2 separate regions of the Mus musculus genome follow, and region 1 is linked to region 2. The links are chromatin loops, found by intact Hi-C in ENCODE. Cell type or tissue: heart. All regions are shown on one strand. Links, peaks and the distances in the headings refer to the core of each region. The heading gives the core; the rest is flanking DNA.

What was found. A loop is a pair of places that touch in the nucleus more often than their neighbours do. Peaks named below come from ENCODE experiments on the same cell type or tissue, not always from the same donor. Only the 100,000 strongest peaks of a DNase experiment are listed, where the experiment ranks them.
Region 1: a loop joins it to region 2, with 2.1 times the contacts of the local background. A loop is called at or near these places in 3 of 42 quality-filtered maps.

Annotation. Positions count from the first base shown.
Region 1 is chr5:149,864,063-149,875,190 of GRCm38, forward strand. It overlaps 4930500F04Rik (RIKEN cDNA 4930500F04 gene), which reads left to right. Exons shown (of 4, transcript NR_045758.1): 4 at 29-218. Among named protein-coding and RNA genes, the nearest start is that of 4930500F04Rik, 22 kb to the left of the region's middle. In heart, for the core only: no CTCF peak of the experiment used is centred there; a DNase peak (open chromatin) is centred at 5,579.
Region 2 is chr5:149,920,573-149,931,700 of GRCm38, forward strand. No RefSeq gene overlaps it. Among named protein-coding and RNA genes, the nearest start is that of Gm36241, 17 kb to the left of the region's middle. In heart, for the core only: no CTCF peak of the experiment used is centred there; no DNase peak of the experiment used is centred there.

The DNA.
Region 1 (11,128 bases), core at 4,197-6,696, 58 kb before region 2:
ACACTCCCCCTCTCCTTTCCTTCCCCAGGGCTTTTGGAAAAGCAAAGTGAACGAAAAATCCACTCTGATGGGACGTGATGAGAGGTGGAGAAGCAAAGACTTGGGGCTTTTGAAAGTGAAGTGGATTTTTGAATGCTAAAAAAAAAATCTGTAATTTCCAGTTTTAAAGAACTGCCTATAAGGATAATTGAACAAATAAAAAGCTCACTTTTTGAACCTGGTAAAGGGTGTTTCATTGACTTAATGAGTTTTCAATTCAATAAAATTGCTTTTCAGGACAAGGCTGTTTTTGTTTTGTTTTGTTTTGCTTTTTTTTTTTTTAAATCAGTATTTCTTTAAAAGCATCCAGATTTCCTTATATAAAGGGAATCTCCTACCATGGATTTTGGTGTGAATGTAGGTAGCCTCAAACCCCTATATTTATAGTCCAGTTCTTTGTTCTTAAGCAGGCTTAGAGCTAGGTAGATTCTTTGTTTCTACAGTTTCATTCAGCCAAAGACAGTTTGCCAACTCTTCAAAACTTACAAATAATGAAACCCTGCTGATCACCAAGGAGCGACAGAATCAACAGTTTTTGTTAAGATTCTAAGCTCCACCCCACAGTTACCTGGCAACAGCCAGGTAGGCCTGACCCACTATAAAGGGGGCTGCTTGCCCCCTCCTTGCTCTCTTGTTCCTCTCTGCTTCCCATCCCTCCCAACCCCCCATGTGCTCATGGCCGGCCTCTACTCCTCGACTCTTCTATCTCTCTGCCTTTACTACCCTCTTAACTCTCCTCCCCATGCCCTAAATAAACTCTATTCTGTACTATACTATATGTGGCTGGTCCTTCAGGGGGAAGGGATGCCTCAGCATGGGCCCGCCGAGGCACCCCTTTCCCTGATACCTGACTACATCTCTATAGAATATATCCCCCCTCTCTTTATCTTTTTATAAACACATCAATTTTAGAAGCTGTTCTGGCTGCTGCTGGTCTTGATGGTCACGTCCTGTAATGTGCTAGAGTTGTTTCTTGTGTAAGAATGTTCTAGTGAGGTTCCATTTGACCTGCTCTGTTAATTTTACAGAGTGCTCTGGTACCTCACAATATTGTAAACTTACCAGGAGGTAGTGAGCGTCCACAGACCCAGGTAGTCAGGTTTATGTGACAAGCACTTTTACCTGCTAAGCCATCTTGCTTGCCCTTGTGATTCATTTCAATAGAAAACTCTACATCATGTATTTCATTGTCATGTATTTTATGAGTCAAAGTGGATTAAATAACATATATCATATAATTGCAATTAATATGCCTCGGGTAGAAGAGTCAACTATTATTTAATTTGTGTTAAATTACCCATTGCATTCAATTTGTACAGAGTCCAGAGTGGCCACAGATTTGATGATGGGATGAAGGAGTATACATAGGATTGTAGTTCTGAGATCGGTTTTTGGTTTTCTTCTTATTGCTTTGAAATTTCCAGACAAAGCGGTGGCGGGAGCACATCTTTAATCCCAGCACTCGAGAGGAAGAGGCAGGCTGATCTCTGTGAGTTTGAGGCCAGTCTATCTACAAAGTGTGATCCAGGACAGAGAGCTAAGGCTGCATGGAGAAACCCTGTCGGTGGGGGAGGGGTGGGAATCCAGATAAAGAGTTGCAGGAGTGCCCGCCTCTCTCTTGTTGAGGTAGCTGGAAGCTACAGCAGCCAAGTAAATTAGAAGCAAATTCCTGAGGAGTTTACCAGTTGCCTCCCAGAACACTACTGGGCTAATTATGGCAGTCTAACTACTATCAGGTCCACTCAATGGCACACGTCATCCAGCACTCTGTTATTTACATCCCGATCCACAGGCTTCTTGCCAACCTGGCCACTCTCTAGTGTCACATAGAGCCTCCCCATAGTGCTTCTATGCTTGCTTGCTTCCAGCTCTGGGCACCAACCTGTCTTAACAGAACAACCAGTCTGTAGTCTCTTTCCTTTTGTTTAAAACAACAACAACAACAACCCCAACTGTTATGATGTGCTAAACAGACTTCAGGCATTTGACTCAAAAATTGGTTTTCTTGGCTTCTAAATATTTAAGATCCTTCTTGCTGAAGAGATAATTAAAATAACGGACACACCACTTCTGATGTATCAGACAACACGATGGGTCTCCAAAAAATACCGGATTTGTTGGCTCATGGCGTTTGTTACCCCAATACCCTATATACGTGTGGTTCCCCATTCCCAGTGAGCATCTATTATAATCATTAAGCACTGCCCTGCAGTGTACGGTGTGTTAAGAAGCCAGACAGTATCGGCCTTGCCTCTTCAGATCATGGAGCCAGCCCAGGTCATGTTGCATAAGAAATAGATTCAGGGAGCTGGAGAGATGGCTCATCAGTTAGAGCACTGGTTGTTCTTCCAGAGGACCCAGGTTTGGTTCCCAGCACCAACATGGTAGCTCACAATTACCTATAGCTCCAGTTACCAATGATGACACCTTCTTCTGGCCTCTTTGAGTACCACACACACACACACACACACACACACACACACACACACACGGTGCATTTACATACTTGCCAGCAAAACTCACAAGAAAAATAAATCTAAAAAAGGAAATAGATTCAAGGTCATTGCAAATGTGTGCCAATGTGCGTTGTAACTTTAAACCCACTGATGCATGATGGTAACAACAGAATCAAGGCTTCTCATTTAGTACAGTTGGAAACCTTTAGCTTTGTATAAGGATGGCACTGGAATCTTTCAGTTTGCTAGTCATTTTAAATCTTTCTACCAATGACCATTTTTGTTCTGTCTCTGGTCATTTCTGTTTCACATCTATGAATTCCTTTCCAACTTGTCTCCTGCTAGCTGCTGTTTTTCCGAGTTTACCGGTATACTCACTCTGTCCAGAGTGCAGTAATCATCCGTCAAATCTCTTTTCTATTACAGCTGGCTTTTCAGGAATTGGCATTTTCTACGAAGCAAGATCGCCATTTGCATTTAGAGTATCACATAAAGAACGCAGGATTTCATTCATCAATGAACTTGTTGTGTTTTTGTATTTATTGATGTCGATATATTTCATGTTAGCCATCTGGTCTTACTCCTTTGCCTGGGGTTATTGGACTACTGTGGCATCTACAGAATTATGATTTTTCTATTAGTTTCAATAAATGTACGCCATATTTCTGTGAGTAAAATAACATGTCTCCTATAAAATGACCATAAAAATCACTGTCAGTGCTAAAGTGTAAGATATTTGATTTGGCCTCAAACTCATAAAATTTGGAAGTCTCTTATTCATGGGAATGTATTGTTTGTGCTGGTTTTCTATTGGAATAAACACCCTATCAACATTCAGTCACAGCATTTACTTAGCACCTTCGGAATGTCTCTAGGACACACACACTTGTACAAACATGTGCACACATGTGAACATACATGTTCACTCAAGCACGCATACACATATGTGTATGAATACACATGTATACACACATGTGTGCACACACACATGTAAGTGCACACACACAAACACATGTGCACACACACACATTTGATCAGCAGACTTTCTGCCATTGCTTCCCCTGAGCCAGAAAACTCACTGTAGGAATGACATTCTTAAAAGTGTAACATGAGCCAGGCAGTGGTGGCGCACGCCTTTAACCCCAGCACTTGGGAGGCAGAGACAGGTGGATTTCTGAGTTCGGGGCCAGCCTGGTCTACAGAGTGAGTTCCAGGACAGCCAGGGCTACACAGAGAAACCCTGTCTCGAAAAACAAACAAACAAACAAACAAGTGTAACATGACTGGATCCGCTGTCCTGGCTGTTTTCCCAACAGTGGAATCTATGTTTTGGCTCTTAGGTGTCCCAGCCATTTGAATTCTTTGATTCTTTTATCCCTGTGTCAAAGTCACCTTCACTTAACAAAGCTGTGTGTGTGTTGAGTCATTTTAGTTCTGGTTCGAATGCTTGCATACTTAGGAGGGGGTGAACCGTAACGTGTGTTTTACAGTGTTAGTGTAACACAGTGCAGAAATGTCTCATTTATTTATAACGTGAGATTTATGCCACCATCTAGTTCCAAAAGGGATCTGAGGTGGTACACAGAGCAGTTGACTTTGCTCTTATCTGTGCGCCTTACCCTATAATTTATGCCGGCTGCTTTGTCTTGTCTATTTGCCTTTCTTGGCATTTGGTGATTAATGTCAGTGAGTGGAAGAAAACTTCTACTGAGGATATAAAACATCTTCTCATTTGTGAGATTTTTTGGCAAGCCCTGCGAGAGGAAATGATTTGAAATTGCACACGAGGCAGCGAAGAATCAAACGGCTAGTTTAATTTTAAAGAGGAATGCCGATTGAAAGATAAAACCACTTCTAAAAACACATTCCCAGTAGAAATCTTCAAATGCCTCCTGTGGCGATCACATGTATGTGATGACCCTTGCTATCCCCTTGAGAGCTGGAAATGCCACCGAGGCAAAAGGCTTGACACCTTGGTCACTGCGAAGATGCTAACAAGGTGGAAACAAAACGAAGTCAGGCAAGTTTGAGATTCAAGAATGCAACTTTTGGGTTAATCTCTCTTCCCACATCTTGTCACATCCCACAGAGTGGGAGTAAATTACAGATGACCAGGGAAGATGAAGGAGGAGAGGGGTTGGCTGGACTCCAAAAAAAAAAAAAAAAAAAAAAGAAAAACCAGTCGGAACAGATGTTTGTGGGGTGTTTTATTAGGTGGAGGACTGGACACACATTTAATGGGCTGACAGATGGCTGATGGCTCTTCATCAATAGACTTTGAGGGGATGTTGTGTCTCGGGAATGGCAGAGTTAATGAAGGACTTGAAGCTGTGCTTGCTATCAGTACAGTCACTAGTTTGTGGCATCGTCGCCTGCGCCAATATGCTCTTCCCTTCACCCCAGGTACCCCTCCTTCCTCCTCATTGAGTGAGGACAGGAGACACACAGGAAGTATCCTAGAAAACAAAGGGAAAGCAGGCCGAATGTAGCAGCAGCTATCAGCTCCCATCTGCATAGCAGGGAGCCATAGCCACTATCACCCAGGCAGAGGGAGGACTAGCAAGTGGGGGATTCCCCCAGCCTCACTCTTAGCCCCCATCTTTGTGTGAGGAGGTATGTGTAGATGACTATGAATCTGAACCCCAGGACTCACAGGTGAGTCATTTTCCTGAGCTTTGCCACATCCAAGTAAATCCACCATGTGTCTTGGAAGGGCTTGGGGCTTTGCATCATTAACAGCCCCCACCCCAAGGTGATTCAGATGGATCTTAGATCTGACACCCACTGGACTCATCTAGACCATCTCTCAGGTTCCATTCCCGGTTAATATTCCATGGTTCCAAGGCCACTTGATTTTCTGCCTTACTTTGTCCCGCGAGGGAGAAGTCCTGGGCTACAAATGTCCAGTACTCTCCCAAACCACATCTCCTTCGCCCTTAAGCTCTGCACATGGCTTCCTCAACACATCATGTTTTGGCAGGCATTGTGTGCAGGTGTGGATGGGTCATGGCCCAGTTCCCGGGGAGGCAGAAACATTGCAGCAAGATTCCACTGGGGGTGGTCCAAATGCAGTGGTGTCATGAATCTCTGCTCAGGGACAACCAGGTGGCATCAGACACCCAGGAGAGGTAAAATGAGACATCCTGCTGCTGAATAAGCAGGGGGCTGCTTGCCAAAGGAAGACCATGCAACACGATGGGGAACCGGGTCAACTGAGAGCGAGGGGAAACATTCTGGATGACATCAAGGCTTCTGGGAAGCTGAGAAAGAAGCAAGCTGGCCTTCACCAGACCCAAAAATCTGAAGAAAATGTCAGAGGCAGAGACAGCTTATTCTTGGGGAACCAAGAGCCTTTCACAATTCTGCACACCGCTGGGCTTCTGGGGCACTCTGGGGTGCAGGGAGAGCTTGCCACCCCAAGAAGCTCCATTGACGTCAAGGTCTAGAAACACAGCCAGTGCCCTGACAGGAGCTGGGTCATTCTGTGAGCAACCCCCCCCCCGCCCCCATCCCCTCTCTTCACCGGTCTGTGTCTCATTGGAATAAAATGTAGATTGTGCTCTCAGGGCCTTAGTCTCCTCATCTGTAAGATGAGAGTGTTGAATTAGATTGTCCTGCTGATATGTTTCAGAGCTAGGTTTCTATGGAAATAAAACAAAAGTAAATAACAGAGACAGGAAAAAATGTAGAAAAAAAAGAGCTGCTAAGTAAGATAGTTATGAGGAGGGATAGCAGTTTTTAGAGAGGGAAAAGCTGCTAAGAGGGAGAAGGAAATCCTGTTGAAGACCATGTGGGAATAACCTTGAGTTCATAAACACACACACACACACACACCCATACGTATACACAAGCATATACATATGCACACATGCACGCACGCGCACACACACACACACACACACACACACACACACGAATGGACACATACTGTGCACATAGACACAGCCAGCCAGACACAGCCAGCTAGACACACAGACACACACACACATGCATGGACACATACTCTGCACATAGACACAGACAGACACACACACACAGACACACACAGACACACACACAGACAAACACACACACAGACACACACACAGACACACACACACACACACACACACACACACACTAACTGGAACAGGATAGTCCAAGTCTCTATTGGACGCATCTTAGGGAGTGGTCCTAGAATGAACACACACAATGCATGTGTGGGGGTTCCCATACCACCAGAGCTAAGCTTCATTTCATCACCAGACTTGTGGTTTGGTGTCTGGGAGGAGTGGAGGTGGGCGCTCAGCTTGAGGCCATCTAAGGTCAAGGTTTAAGCTAACTTACTCAACACTGGAGTTATCTTCCAAAGAAAACAACCCAAACAAGGCAGGAAACAAGAGAGATCCAGGCACCAGGCTTACATTTTTTAACAACAACTTGCAGGAATTAATTAGGGTCCTACAAGAACGATATTAATCTCCGTGGCAGGCGATGTTTCCAGTGTTGCAACTTCCTCTCTCTCAAAACATCATCCATATCACCATCCCAATACCACACCTTGGGGACCAAGCTTCTGGCACATAAATCCTAGGCTGGGGAGACATGGAAATTATATTCTAATCAGGACAGCCCCCAAATGGTCTCTTCAGACAAACTCTTTTGGTTTTAGACTTACCCCTCCCAAAAACCTGGCAACGATCACAGAAGCACTTCCACTGAGAGGTTTGTACCTGTCTATCTTGGGCTAGAAGAGACTTCTGGGTTACCTCTCCAATGGTTCCCATTAGAACACAAGGGTGTGGTCATTGAATTGCTCAGAACTACAGACCTACAGCCCCATCCTGGATGCTCTGCTTATTTTCTGTACCTGAACATGAGGACAGCAGATGGAGAATGTCACTTCTGTGTTATTGGTTTAGGATTCTCACTGTGGTGGAAGTGGTTTTGTACTTCTGGGCAGTCAATGAGGGTGTGTGTTATTGTATGGAAGGTAGGACACACTTGCCCTTAGAAAGCTGTGTCAGAGAAGGGCCTGAGCACTCAGTCAGACCTAAGGTGACAGACAGTAGAACTTCCCTTGAGGAGAAGTGTAACAGATTGGCTTAATGCTGTGTGTATTCTAATGCTAATCTGGGGCCCCTAAGACTGTTTGCCCCAATGAGGGAGTCTGAGCATAAGACATCTGACCCTGTCCTCGGTTGTTGGTGATTGGCAAATAAAGATGTCAGCAGTCAATGGCTGGAGAGAAGAGAAATAGACCGGTTGAGTTTTGCTGGGCTTGGAGGAGGGAGCAGGGAGGAGGAGAGAGAAGAATCAAGCTGCCATGGAAGAAAGGCAGGAGGAATAAGGAGAAGCTGGGAGCTAAGAGCAGCCCAGATGGAACATAAAAGATAGTTAGTGATAACTTATTGGTAAGAAAATAGATTCTAACAGCGTGTGTGTGTGTGTGTGTGTGTGTGTGTGTGTGTGTAGAGGCAATTGACCAGCTATTGTGCTGCATAGTAAAAAATACAAGGCTATATATGCTAGCATTCTGTCTAAGCTCCCCCCACAGTTACCTGGCAACAGCCAGGTAGGCCTGACCCACTCACTATAAAAGGGGCTGCTTGCCCCCTCCTCACTCTCTTGCTCTCTCTTGCTTTCCTTCCCCCACCCCTGCCATTCCCTTCCCCCCTCTTTCTCCATGTGTTCATGACCAGCCTCTACTCATCTAGTTCTCTACTCTCTCTCTCTGCCTCTACTGCCCTCTTAACTCTCCTCCCCATGCCCTGAATAAACTCTATTCTATACTATACTATGTGTGGCTGGTCCCTCATGGGGAAGGGATGCCTCAGCATGGGCCTGCCGAGGCACGCCCTCCTCCAGTACCTCACCACACCTCCATAAAACATACCCCCCCCTCTTTATCATTTTATAAATACATCAATGTATGTCTTTCATCTGGGAGCAAATATGGTCTAAGGTAGGAAGAAACCCTGTGCCAGGATTTTTTAAATACTTTTTTTTTTTTTACTACAGAGAAGGCCTTACCTGCTAGGTGTTTTATTTCTAGTATGAACGGAACTGAAATGAACAGGGCTTATCCTCTGCTCTCTTTCCCAAATCACCCAGCTTCCTTCAGCTCTGCCACGTTTGAAGATGATCTAGTCTAATTTTTAAAATGTTCAAAACTCAACAGAGCAGTGGTAGCACACGCCTTTAGTCCCAGCACTCTGGAGGCACAGGCAGGTGGATCTTTATGAGGTCTTGGCCAAGCTTGTCTACATAGTGAATTCTGGAATAGCCGGGGCTACATGGTTTTTCTCAAAAACAAAACAAAACAAACAAAAAACAAACAAACAAAAAAAACCCGATTAAAGTAAATAAATAAATACATTGAGAACTCCAGTTTTTGTTCCATACTTGAAGTTGGCTCTCTTTCCTAGTCACTTGTACACATTTCATTTCTTCTCGTTTCTGCTTTATAGAATATTTTTCTCTAGTAAGAAGTTATGATTCATTTTTTTTCTAGTACTTTTCTCCCACTTTAAGCTTTTGGCAAAATATAATCTACAAAATTCACTCTTCAGTGACTTCCTGTTTTAATAGGCTGTTTTGTCAGCTGTCTCTTGGAATCTGATTTGGGGAGGTTGATGTGTTTATAAAAAGATAGAGAGAGAAGGAATATGTTCTATGGAGGGGTGTGGTGAGGTATAGGGGAAGGGGGTGCCTCCGCAGGCCCATGCCAAGGCATCCCTTCCCCCTGAGGGACCAGCCACACAACGGTATAGTATAGTATAGTATAGTATAGTATAGTATAGTATAGTATAGAATAGAGTTTATTCAGGGCATTGGGAGGGGAGTTGAGAAGGTTGTAGAGGCAGCGAAAGGCAGAGAGGGAGAGTAGGTAAGTGGAGGCCGTCCAGGAACACATGGAGAGAGGGAGAAGGAAATGAGGAAGGGAGAGGGAAGGGAAGAGCCCAAGAGGGCAAGAAAGAAACAAGAGAGCAAGAGAGACAAAAGAGGGAGGAGGGGGCAAGCAGCCCCTTTTATAGTGGGTCAGGCCTACCTGGCTGTTGCCAGGTAACTGGGGGGCGGAGCATACCTGGCTATTGCCAGGTAACTGTGGGGCGGAGCATACCTGGCTGTTGCCAGGTAACTGGGGGGCGGAGTTTAGACAGAACGCTAACAGAGGTGACTGGTACGCCATCTAGAACCGCAGATCTGCTTCTCCTGGTGCTTCTCACTTCTATGAGTGAGAGAGATTCTGGGAACCCTGTCAGCTGCCTGCTTCACTGTGAGAGGGAGACAGCTCCCGCTGAGACGACTCTGGGCAGTTTCATTCTGTACTCAGCACGAGGAAGACACCTGTTGTGTTGCTTTGTTTTCTTTTCTGGACTCAAAGGAGCCCCTCCTCACCTCTGCCTTCAACTCAGGATCCTGCAGCCTGCCCTGTAAGGAGAGTTCTAAGTCACAGCCTCTCCCAGATTTTTATCTTCAGATCCCTGCCTGCTTTCAGGCCTCCTGTGACTTTGCCACAGCTGGCTCACTGTTTAGCACGTCCATCCCACTTCTGGTCCATGGAATCTTACTCTTGCTTTGGATCATTTATCTGACCCCAGAGTCCAACAGGAGAGCCAAGAGATGGTCAGAGTTCTGTGCTAACCTATGACAACTACTGTTCCATCCTGGCACAGTTTCACAGACTTCATGATACAGACAGGTCATCTCTGAGTTCTGTGTGACTGTCCCTGCGAGATAGATAGAAGGAAGGGATAACATTGCCACCTACTGCTCTTTGCCATCAGGGAGTAACTCTTCAAATAGCTATAATGCAGACACCAGTGCTGCATAAAAGCAGGAAGTGTGGCTGATCCTAGTAGAGCAAAGCAAAATTTCCAGTCTGTTTTCCCATTTGAAAAATTGTACCAGAGCTGGAGAGATGGCTCAGTGGTTAAGAGCACTGATTGCTCTTCTAGAGGTCCTGAGTTCAAATTCCTCCAACAACCACATGGTGGCTCACAACCATCTGTAATGGGATTCGGTGCCCTCTTCTGGTGTATCTGAAGACAGCAACAGTGTGCTCATCATTATATTTATATATATGACAAATAAATAAAATCTTTAAGAAAAAGAAAAAGAAAAGGTCATACCAACGTACCACCTACTGTGGGCTTGTTGTTTGAGGCAAAATTGTAGTTCATTAAGAGAAGGTATTTGAAATTTAGTTTCATTATTTTTAATTCCATATGTTTGTGTGTCTGTATGTGAGTCACTCCAACACCACGCCTGACTGTATGCATCGCACCTCCCACAGTGATGGTCATAAACTCACCCTCTGAAATGGAAGCAATCCCCCAATTAAATCATTTATAAAGCTTTCCTTGCTCATGATGTTTCTTCATAGCAATAGAATAGTAGCTAAGACATAACTAAGAGACTCAGCTCAGTATGTGGCACAAACTATTAAGAAAAACGATTAGTTTCAGTACTGGCTGGTTTAATGTATCAACTTGACACAGGCTGGAGTTATCACAGAGAAAAGAACCCCCCTTGAGGAAATGCCTCCATGAGATCCAGCTGTAAGGCATTTTTCTAAATTAGTGATCAAGGGGGGAGGGCCCCTTGTGGGTGGTACCATCCCTGGGCTGGTAGTCTTAGGTTCTATAAAA
Region 2 (11,128 bases), core at 5,679-8,178:
CTTGGGGCCATTGGCCTTCTCCCGGTTTTCTTCCTGGTAAACTGGCATGGTAATTATAATACCCATTTACCTTCTGGGCTTGCATCTTAAAATATCAATGGGAGAGCATACTCAAATGTGTTTCATGAAGTAAAAGTATCAGAGGGTATTAGGAAGTCTTCCACCCTGGGCCCTTGTGGAGGTATATGGCTACATGCAGCCTTTGTTCATGTCCCGGATTGGGAGAGTCAGAGAAGCATATTGCTTTTGCTCTCAGCCTGTGATTCATCGATGTTACAGTGGTGTGCCTTTTAGTTGTGATTCTCATGTCTTATATGTTCAATTATTTTCACCCTAAGACAGTTTCCCAATGTTTAGTTACCTATGAACACACAGGACTACACAGCATGAGGTCCTTCTTTCCCCAGCATCTTCTATACACGGGATTCTTTGTCTATTTGAACCCTGAGTCGTTTCTAACATTGTTCTAAGATTGAAGGTAACAGCTTCACTCTGCTCTGTTACTTGCAAGCCTAAGTCCAGAAAGCATTGAACATAGTTAGAGATTTCTGCATTGCAAGGCCCAAAGGAAGGGTTATATAGTCTGGTCACGGGGAGCACACCCTTTAAGAGGAATTGGGATATGGCTTCCTCTCCAGCTCTTGGTTTCCTGGAAGTTCCTGCTGGGATGTGATGTCAAAGCTTCAAAGGCTCCAGGGACTATGGACTCAAAATTGTGTGTGCTCTGAAAGCACATACCCAAATAAGTCTCTCCCCCACCTAAAGATGACTTATCTCAGATCCTCATCATAGACACAGAGAGCTGGCTAGAGGGAAAGAGGCCAGAGCAGGAGAAGTTTCCTTTATCCTGGGAACTCAGCTCTGGGGTAGTGCTGCTTACCCCAGTAGCAAGCCGAGGACCTTGGCAGCTTCACAGTTCTCTTACAAGTGTGCATACATCCTTTCAACGTCCAACTTCTGCTAGCATCCCCCCACCCCACCCCTGTAGGCATAGCATCTTCCTTTGTTTCCAGATTCTCAGATTCTTCCACCAAGAGAACCTTCTACAACGGCTATTCTCTGGGAAAGCTGCTTCCATGGCTCTTCCTGAGCACAAAGGCATTCTCGGATCCCAAATGTCCTTCATGCTGAGCTGCAAACACGCCTGGGAGGTAAGGACTGAACAGAGACTTTACTGTGCCTTAAAGGAGTAGCATATGAAGAAGTTAGAATCAATTCATCACCCCCTTGATCTCTGCCTGGCTGTGGGAAGCCACATGTGCCGTTGCAGAGTGGCACTGACTACTGCTGGCCACCACGCATAAGTTTGGACAAACAACCAATGTGTACATATGCAGTAAAGTTTTTTGCAAAGACACTGCCTGGCCCGGGCATGATAATGAGGCTTTGGGAATATAACCAATCAGATGTGAGACATGCAAATGAGGTATGATAATGAGGCTCTGCGAGGTACAGAGAGAGAGAGAGTAGCCAATCAGATGAGGAACATGCAAATGAGGCATAGTGCATAACCAATCCGGGTGTGAGACATGCCTCTCCTAGGCCTATATAAGCAGCACCAGATCTGGGCTCGGGGTCTCTTTGCCTCTGCAATCAAGCTCTCCCAATAAACGTGTGCAGAAAAATCCTGTTGCAGCGTTACTGCTGGCCAGTCCGGCGTGCACAAGACCTGGTGATAGACATGAGACCCAGAGTAGAACCATTTCTAAGGGTTCATGCATTTGAACTCAGTTCCCCGAGGCCTTGCCTGTGAGCTAACTTTTTGCCTACTAATGCTGGGTTTTCCATCTACCATATGCCAGTCAAGGTGCCTGGTGATGGGGTTAGTGCCCTAAGTAACTATTACAAGGACCACCATGGCAGCTTTGGGTCTTGGAGGGAGATGTTAGGTTTAATAGGGTTGGTCTGATGCTGCTTGTATTCAAAAGCTAAATTCTGAACCCCAAGGTCTAATTGCTCCAAGACAAGCCAATCCTCATGGATACCCCAGCTTTTGTTATACAAACCTTGCCACCCCCCATAACCAAGTTATCTGAAATTAGTTAATAAATATGCCTACAGCCTGTAGCTGGGCAGAAGAGAGGTGGATGGACCTTCATTTTCCAGGCTTGGGGTCTGAGGCAGGGACCACAAGGAAGAGAAAGGAGGAAGAAGGTAGGTCAATCATGAGAACATGGCCATGAGGACCAGCCAGTTAGAGTAGGAGTGGCCCAGGCAGAACATGGCAAGTGACATCTCCTTGGGATTATTGACAGGAAAGTAGACATAATAGCAGACAGGGTTGATATCTGCCCAGCTCTGGTGTTAAGGCTTATTATAAAGGGCTTGTCTCCTATACTTGGAGACTAAAAGATCTAAGGTGGGGTAGAAACCCCCAAATAATGGGCTATGGGGGTGTGTGATATCTCAGTGGATATTTGTGCCTGAGATACATGGCCTGAGGACTGTGTATCAGGATGGGTGAGGCACATTCAGAGTTTCCACATCTCTCACCCAGAAAGAGCTGTATGAACCCTGCAGTGTGGCTCATAGCGATGCCTGCCTCTGGTTTACTGCTCTGTGGCTGGAAATGGCAACCCTGGCATGGCCAGAACCTGGCTTTCTCCCCTTGCTATTGACTCTTCTCAGGAATGGCAGAGTGGAGACAAACCACCCAGAAACACATCCTAGAAAGCACATAAGAGAATGGCATTAATTTTTCTCCAACCACCAGACAAAAGCACTTTGATTTCACCTGAATTAAAAGAAAAAATAGATCCAAATAGAACCCCTGGAACTAATATAAGAAGTGCCTGTTGGCCAAATTCACGTCAGGTTCCAAAATGAATTTCCATGCATGCTGGCATTTAACTTTGCTTTAGAAAGTGGAAAATGCCCTTCCTTTTCACTCTTTAATTTTATTTGACTATTACAGGGAGGAAATTAGAGTGTGTGGAATGTAGAAATTGAATTATAATCTAGTACAATGAACTTCTCTTTCCAGAAAGTCAAACGCTGTTTGCATTTAAGCTGGTGTGCTCCTCTGGGATCCTTACAAAGGTTTTTACCCTTTCTTTCTCAGATACTTTTCAAATTAAATCTTCGCCACTTAATTCAACTTTAGTAAGTTTTCTTTCATGCAGACGGTGCTGTTACAGCAATCAGACTCTCTGAGATGAAAGTAGGCCATGCATTTCCAAAGACAGTTTGAAGTTCACAAAGAATGACTAGAACTTACGGGGGAAAAAAAAATCACATCTGGGCATTTGATGGTGGCAGTGAAAATCTGATTCTGCCTAAAGTGGTACACGAAGCCCTGAGCTTAGAACCAGGACCCGTTGATGTGTTGCTTTAAAAGTCCTCTGGCTATTTGGTGAACGAGTGTTACATCAATTTCTACTTTTTTTTCTGATTGCAATCATTACTCTAAAAATGTACGCAGAGAGACGTGGCCTACTAGGCAGTGGGGCTACGGAAGGAAGTGCAGCAGAGTTCACTCCCTGGCCTGGTCTAAAATATCACATGATCTCAGAATCTCCTAAAATAGAACTTGGATCCACCAATAACTAGTGTGTATCAAAGAGAAACAAGGTAACCCAGCCACTGACGCAATAAAGACATTTTGTGCGATGCTGTCCCAACAGAAGCAAACCTACACTCGTCTCCAAATGCAGCCCAGACAGCTGGGGGTTTACATTACAAATTGTAAGGGGTAGTGGGTGCGGTATCAGAAGGGGAGACATCAAAGGCATGGGACTGGAGAGAAGGCTCAGTAGTTAACAGCATTGGCTGCTCTTGCAGAGGACCTGGGTTTGGTTCTCAGCAGCCACGTGGCAGCTCACAGTATCTGTAACTCCAGTGCCAGAGGATCTGATGCCCTCTTTTGGTCTCCATGGGCACTTCATGCATGGGGTGTGCATATATGTATATGATTCGGGCACACACATGTACGCATAAATATTCTTAATTAAGAATAAAATGAAGCACATGTCATTTGAACCCATATTCGTGGCAGCCATTCCTCTCGTGAAGTCAGAGCTGTAGAGCATAGAACATTCGTTCTCTTGAGAAGGAGCAGATTTGAGAGCTGAGCTCGTGACTGCACAGATGAGAATTCTGACTGTCCTGGTGGGCCTCGTAATGAGATTTGTCCCTTATGAGTCATTGAAATCACAGCGAGGCAAGGTCAGACTGCCCCAGTCAATTGCGTTGTCGCATTTGTGGATATTTTAAGCTCACCATGTTCAAATTTCCTGTTATATTTCTATCTAAGGCTAGATATTGAACTTAATGGCCTTACATTAAAAAATAGATCGTTCTATTACATTTAATTATTAAAAACTGAAGTTCTTGTCTTGGGGCAATTTCTATCATATTTAAGAAATCCACTAATGTTAGATTTTTCTTCCTAAGCTAAAATTTACTGACTTATCCAACTAATTGTTATTATGAGTTTCCTATATTCTGAGCATGAGGCCTGTGTGTTGTGTTGTGTGCATTATGTATTGTATATGTGTGTGCATACATACATGTGTGTATTGTGTATTGGGGTGGGAGTATGTGTGTGTTGTGTATTGTAGAGGGGAGTGTGCATGTGTGTGCATGTGTGTGTGTGTGTGTGTTGTGTATTATAGGGGGAGTGTGCGTGTGTATGTGTGTGTCACTAGCTCTCTCAGACACTTCTGTGCTCATAGCCATCTCTTAAGTTCTCTGTTAATTCCAAAGATGGGAGGAGAAAGATTACTGATTGGAATCATTATGGTCAAATTAATTTAAGTAAGCTTTTTAAAATTTGCATTCAAAGGCTGCCTCCCACTAAGGTAGGGCTCGAGAGGTCAGCATTGGATGTGAGGAAAGCAAAGCTTTTATAGCCCAGGAGCAGGGGGTTCCTAAATGGGGGATTTGGTAGGCAAAATAGTCGGAGTTACAGGAGCAGAACAAGCAAGGTAGTCCTACTGACCTCTTGAAACAAAGACATGGTTACAGTGTGGGCATAGCAAAGTCGTCGTATCAACAGATACTCATAGCACGGTAGCCATAACAACAGGTATTATAGCAAGGTCGTCATAGGTGGTCATATGACCTTCTGAAGCAAAGGTAGGCTTGAAGACAGTAGTAATCAATCCTTTGAAATAAAGCCATTTGTAGTTAAGCTTACAGGTGGGGCATAGCCCAATCCTTGAGAAACAGAGGTTTAATCATAAACAGGAGTGAACTGAGATTGTCTTTACTGTAAGACTACTTCTAAAGTTAACATGGAGGTTCCACATCATGTGTGACATATCAGCCCTTTGGTAGTGAGGACAGTGTCATTGAGAACAGTGACTCTCAGGCTCTGTCACTCTGGCTTCCAACTCCCCATTTTGTTCCTACTTCCGGCTCTTCTCCTTATATTTGTGTTATTTGTGTTGATTAGTTTTTGTCAACTAGACACAAGCCTATGCAAATTTGGGAAGAGGGAATCTCAATTGAGGAATTGCCTCCACCAGATTATCCTATGAGCAAGTCCGTGGGGCCTGTTTCTGATTAATGATTGTTATAGGAGGGCCCAGCCCACCGTGGGCAGAGTGAGCCCTGGGCAGGTGGCTTTGGGTACCTCTAAGAAAGCAGGCTGAGCAAGCCCGTAAGCAGCTTTCCTCCATTGCCTCTGTTTCAGCTCCTGCCTCCAGGTTCCCGCCTTGAGTTCCTGTCCTGGCTTCCTTCAGTGACAGACAATATGGATGTAGAAGTGTAAGCCAAATAAACCCTTTCCTCCCCAAGTTGCTTAGATCATGGTCTTTATCACAGCAATAGAAAGTCAACTAGAGCAACATTTGAACAGGTCTTTTTCCATTTTATTCTTTGCTTTTGGATACTGTACCATGTGGTCTTTAAGCAGTGCATAAGATGCTGGAAACCCTCCCTAGCTTACTTAATCCTGGCTGTACCTCTCATCCCCATTCTATAGATGTGGAAACTCACAGTGGCTAGTCCTGAGGCTCCTGCTTTATTTGAAGAAAAGCTCATGACCAACTAACCTATTAGGCACATCACAATTCTGTGTACACAATTTTTATTTGGGTGTTAGAAGTCAAGCCTGGGGCTTAGCAAAGACTTTACCCAGAATCCCCAAACCCTATCCTGCACCTTGTGAACGCTTCCCACCGTGTTTTCTAAATCACTCTCCCTCTTTCCTGTCTTCTGTTGATATTTAATCCTTTTTTATTAATCTTTCACCTAGGGATCAAATGCTTCCTTTCCAGTCTTCAGACAGTCATCCCTACATTGTAACACACTTAAAATATATATATATATACATATATATATATATATATATATCCAGCGATAAACAGTCTTTCAATCCTGCTCCTGAAATTCAGAGTGTTTTAACACTCACATCCTCCTCACCATCTGCTGGGTTACAATTGTCTGGAAGTTCGTATGGCCCCAGATTTCAGCTGTAAAATTAGTCTGTGTTATAGTGTATTTATAGACACTGTTTACCCTGAAATACCAGGAAGTTTATCCTCCATTCTGTCTAAGAACTTTTTTCCTTACATTTTTGGCTGTTTCATGTTCTCCTCTGGCATGGGGAAGGTGTCAACAGTCTGTGTCCTTAATTGCCTCCATGTTTTGTTTTGGTTTCTTTGGTTGGTTGATTGGTTTTTGTTTTTGGTTTCAAGACAGGGTTTCTCTGTGTAGCCCTGGCTACCCCGGAACTCATTTCGTTGTTTTTAATTTCCCATGATACCACTGCTCTGTCGTTATTGTGGAGTGATATTTAGGATGTATGTCTGCGTGTCGTGTGCATGCAGTGTCTGTAGAAGTCAGAGAAGGTACCGAATCCTCTGGGACAGGAGTTACAGATGGCTGTGAGCTGCTATGTGGATGCTAGGAATCCAACCTGGACCCCCTTCAAGAGCAGCCAGTGCCTTTAACCACTGAGCCATCTCTTCTTCCCTCTCTTGTTATGTTCTTAGCCAGGTTTCCCTCCACGGTTCTGATGCCATAGATCAACAATCAGTGTTGAGATAGATTGAGACTTCACATGTGCATGTCCATGTTTGCCACCAATGTTAAACTGTTGCTAACTCCTCCTTTTCCCCCTCCTCCTCTTCCCCCTCCTCCTCTTTCCCCTCCTCCTCTTCCCCTGCTCCTCCTCCTCCTCAGTTTCTTATACTTATCTACCTATATTAATGTTTCAGAGTTATTATACAAATTACCCTAGGCTAACCTGTTTAACTGACAGGAACATATTGTCTCACAATTCTGGAGGCTTCAGTCTGAAATCAAGTATAGCAGGTTTGATTTCTCCTGATGTCTGTCTCCTTGTCACCTTCTCATGGCATGCTCCTGAGGGTTAACACTGATTGTTGACATGGCAGGGTCTGGAATCACCTAGGAAATAAGCCTGTGCCGTGTCTGTGGAGAAGTTTCTAGACTGGGTTAATTAAGGTGAGAAGACCCACCTTTAATGCAGGCCCGCACACTGCAAGTCAGAATAAGCCCTTTCTTAATTTGCTTGTGCTAGGTTGTTTGTTTTGTTTGAGCAACAAGAAAAGTAGGTACAGTAATCTTCAAGTAGGTTTTCCTCTGTGAGTGCCCATCATGGTTGCTCATTTTCTTCTGAGGATGACAGGCCTGTTGGGTTAGAGAGCCCTGAACGCCTTGTTTTAACTTTATCACCTCTTGGGGAAGGGGCAGAGTTGGCTTAGCAGTTCTGAGCACTGACTAGTCTTCCTAAAGGACCCAGGTTCAATTCCCAGCACCCACATGGCAGCTCACAACTGTCTGTAACTGCACGGATCCAATATCCTCACACAGACATAATGAAGACAAAATACAAATGCACACAAAGTAAAAATAAATAAATTATTTAAAATATAAAATATAAATATTTTAAAAATAATGTAATAGAGTATTTTATTCTTATATATTTATTATAAATTATGTAATATATAAATTAAGAATGTAATAAATGTATTTAAAATAAAATATGAAAACAATAAAGCTATAATTTTATCCCCTCTCTAAGGCTCCCACTCCAACTTCTTCATCCCCATTCTGAAGTATTGGGAGTTAGGAGTTCAAAGTTTGAATCCTAGGGGAATATTACTTGGCCCATAACACAGTTCTTTTCCTAGTTTTACTATCTCCAAATCTATTCTTATTTTCTATTTAATATATACATCATTCCTGGTGGCAGTTAATCAGAATTTTAAACTTTTAATCTGTCATATCTGATGTTGACTGGGCTGTACTTTGCCCTGCATCATCTCTCCCATAATCTTCTTAAAAGCAAAACTACTAATTTTATTATCTAATTTCCTAGCTAGGAAAACTGAGTCGCAGGGCATAATTTCATTACCCTGGGTTGGTCACTAATGAAGGCCGTGCTCACAGCCAGTCATCTTGTATCCATGGAGGAAGACCATCAGCAGGAAGACCATCCACAGGTGACATGGTCCCAGTGTAGAAAATTAGCTCCTCGACTGCCTGGAGAGTGGATGGACTCTGCCAAGCTCCTGTCAGCCAGGGAACCCAGGTTTGTAAACCCACTCGAAGAAAACACTGTGTGATCTTGGCCGCTATATTACATATCCAAGTCAGTACTGGAATTCCTTAGACTTTGTCAGTGTAGATTGACCCCACCCAGGACACGCATGCACACATACATGTGTGTGCACTCCCTCTGAAAGCTTTCTGTGCTATAGTACTGAAAGTCTTCGATTTATTGTCTGAAATTTCCAGCATATACTTTTTTCTTTTTTCTTTTTTTTTTAAGCATAGATCACCACAAAAGCAGACGGGTTGGTGGAGATTCCATATGGTTACAGGATGACATAGTAGCTTGACAATTTTCTGTCATGAAATATTACATGCTTTCATCATCAGAGATTCAAGTGGTGTACGGACGTAAAAGTCCGAAAACTGGAGATTGCCCTGGCTCTGATCTTTATGGAAGTTTCCTGAAGTCTTAAAAATATATTGATGTTTTATCTTAGGATTGTCACTTTCTCTAACATTCCTGTCTCTTTTACAACAGGAATAAGTGATTCTGTAAAACCACCCCCACTCCCCCCCCTCTTCCTCTCTGTCCTTCCCTTTTCCTCCCCTACCTTCTCTCATCCCCTCCCTCACTCCAACTTTCACTCTCCCCTCCCTCCATACTTTTATTTTTTATTTTATTTTATTTTATTTTATTTTTAACTTTTAAGACAGAGTCTCATACACTCAAGGCTGTCTTTGATCTGGTCTCTAAGTATCATCAGACTCGCACTTGTGTTGGGACTTAAGGTTACAGACCTGTGCCACCCCACCCAACTTGCTCTGTGTGAGTTACTGACAAAGGAGCTACTGATGGTGTAGATGGACACAGGGCCAGATCCTTTTGTTGTTGTCAAGGCATCTACGTATCTCCTCACCTGAGTCACAGTAAAAGGGAATCATGAAACTGCTTTTTTTTTTTTTTAAAGTTCATCCTGCACTTGACCATGGCTTCGGGAATATGAGGGGTGGGGGGAGGGAGGGAAGGAGAGAGGGAGGGAGAGAGAGAGAGAGAGAGAGAGAGAGAGAGAGGGAGAGGGAGAGGGAGAGGGAGAGGGAGAGGGAGAGGGAGAGAGAGAGAGAGAGAGAGAGAGAGAGAGAGAGAGAGAGAGAGAAGATCAGACATGGAAATCCCAGCTTTTTATATCACCTGGCAGCTGGAGTCATTAAGGAAAAATAAAGCAGAAAAATGGACCAGGATACAGGGGGACTGTCCTTTAGACCTACCTGCTCCAGGTGGGGGTGGGGGCTTCAAAGCCCACTCCTAGATTCTTTTACAAAGGGGAAGTCTGGGCCATGCAGGCTTTCACTGCTGGGATTTAGCACAACAGAACTGCACTCTGGGTGTTGCAGTGAGATCTGCTGTTGGGCAGCTGTGGGAGGATCCCTCTGAGCTCCAGTTTTGCCTGCTCAGTCCCTCAGTATCCCATCCACCAGTGGTTTCTGTCACAGCCTTATTTAGCATCTTTAGATGTGGAAACCACTCATCCCACCACTCTAGAGAATTCTAATTTTATTGCAGCTGAAACTCACTTAAATGCTACTAGCCACGGGGAAAAAGGAAACAGGTGACGTCAGAGTCAGGTGAGCATCTGCTAGCCACACCATCACTGAGCTAGTGTCAGGTGACCATCTCATAACTGTGCCATCACTGTCCTAGGGTCAGGTGACCATCTGCTAGCTACACCATCACTGTTGGTCGTGAAAGGAATATTGGGCATGTAAAACTATTTTAGTAAGAGTAAATCCGTGTGGTGTGTGTGTGTGTGTGTGTGTGTGTGTGTGTATGTGTGTTGTGCACGTGTGAGTGTTTGAGTATGAGTCTTGTTAGACTTCCTGGCTCTTCTGTGCCTATTTCCCTTTCATGAGTTGCTGGAAATCTAATCTCAAGAAAGGACATTTGAGACATCTGAATTTCCTTGTGAATTTATTGTCCTCTTGCGCGTGTCCTTCCAGGTGCCGTGGTCCCTCAGTATTGGTGGAGATTGGCTTCATCAAAACCCCCTTTATCACTAAATATTCAAACCCTCATGTGGTCAAGTCTCCTTCAGAAAACAGTGTAGTGTTTTTACAGAGCATACAGGTGCTCCCATATACCTTAAATCATTTAGAGAGGACTTGTGGTACCCAGTGTGAAGACTATACTCATTTGTTCCACGGTGCAGCTTAGAAAATGTCGACAAGATTAAAGAGGACTGGAGAGACTTGGTGCAGATACAATTTTTCTTCTAACCTGTTTACTTGACTCTAAGGATGTGGAGGTCTGGCTGCAAACACCACATAATGTAGTTAGGAAAAGAATGATCAAAGCTGTATACTATTGCTGAGGGAATCGTTTTCTTTTTTAATCCCCCAAAGAAAACATCTAACATACATACATACATACATACACACACACACACACACACACACACAATATTTTAAGCTTCATTCACAACAAGAAAAACAACTTCTTGCAGGAATATTGAAGAAACCACTGACAATCAAGAATATGTACTTTGCCCAAGACAAATTAATTCAGGGAGATTGATTTGGACAGCGTTCTGTGGTTTCCACATGACTTAGCATGGAAGAAATGACCGAGTGAGAAGTGGATCCTGCCTATTCTAAAGCAAGCAGGATG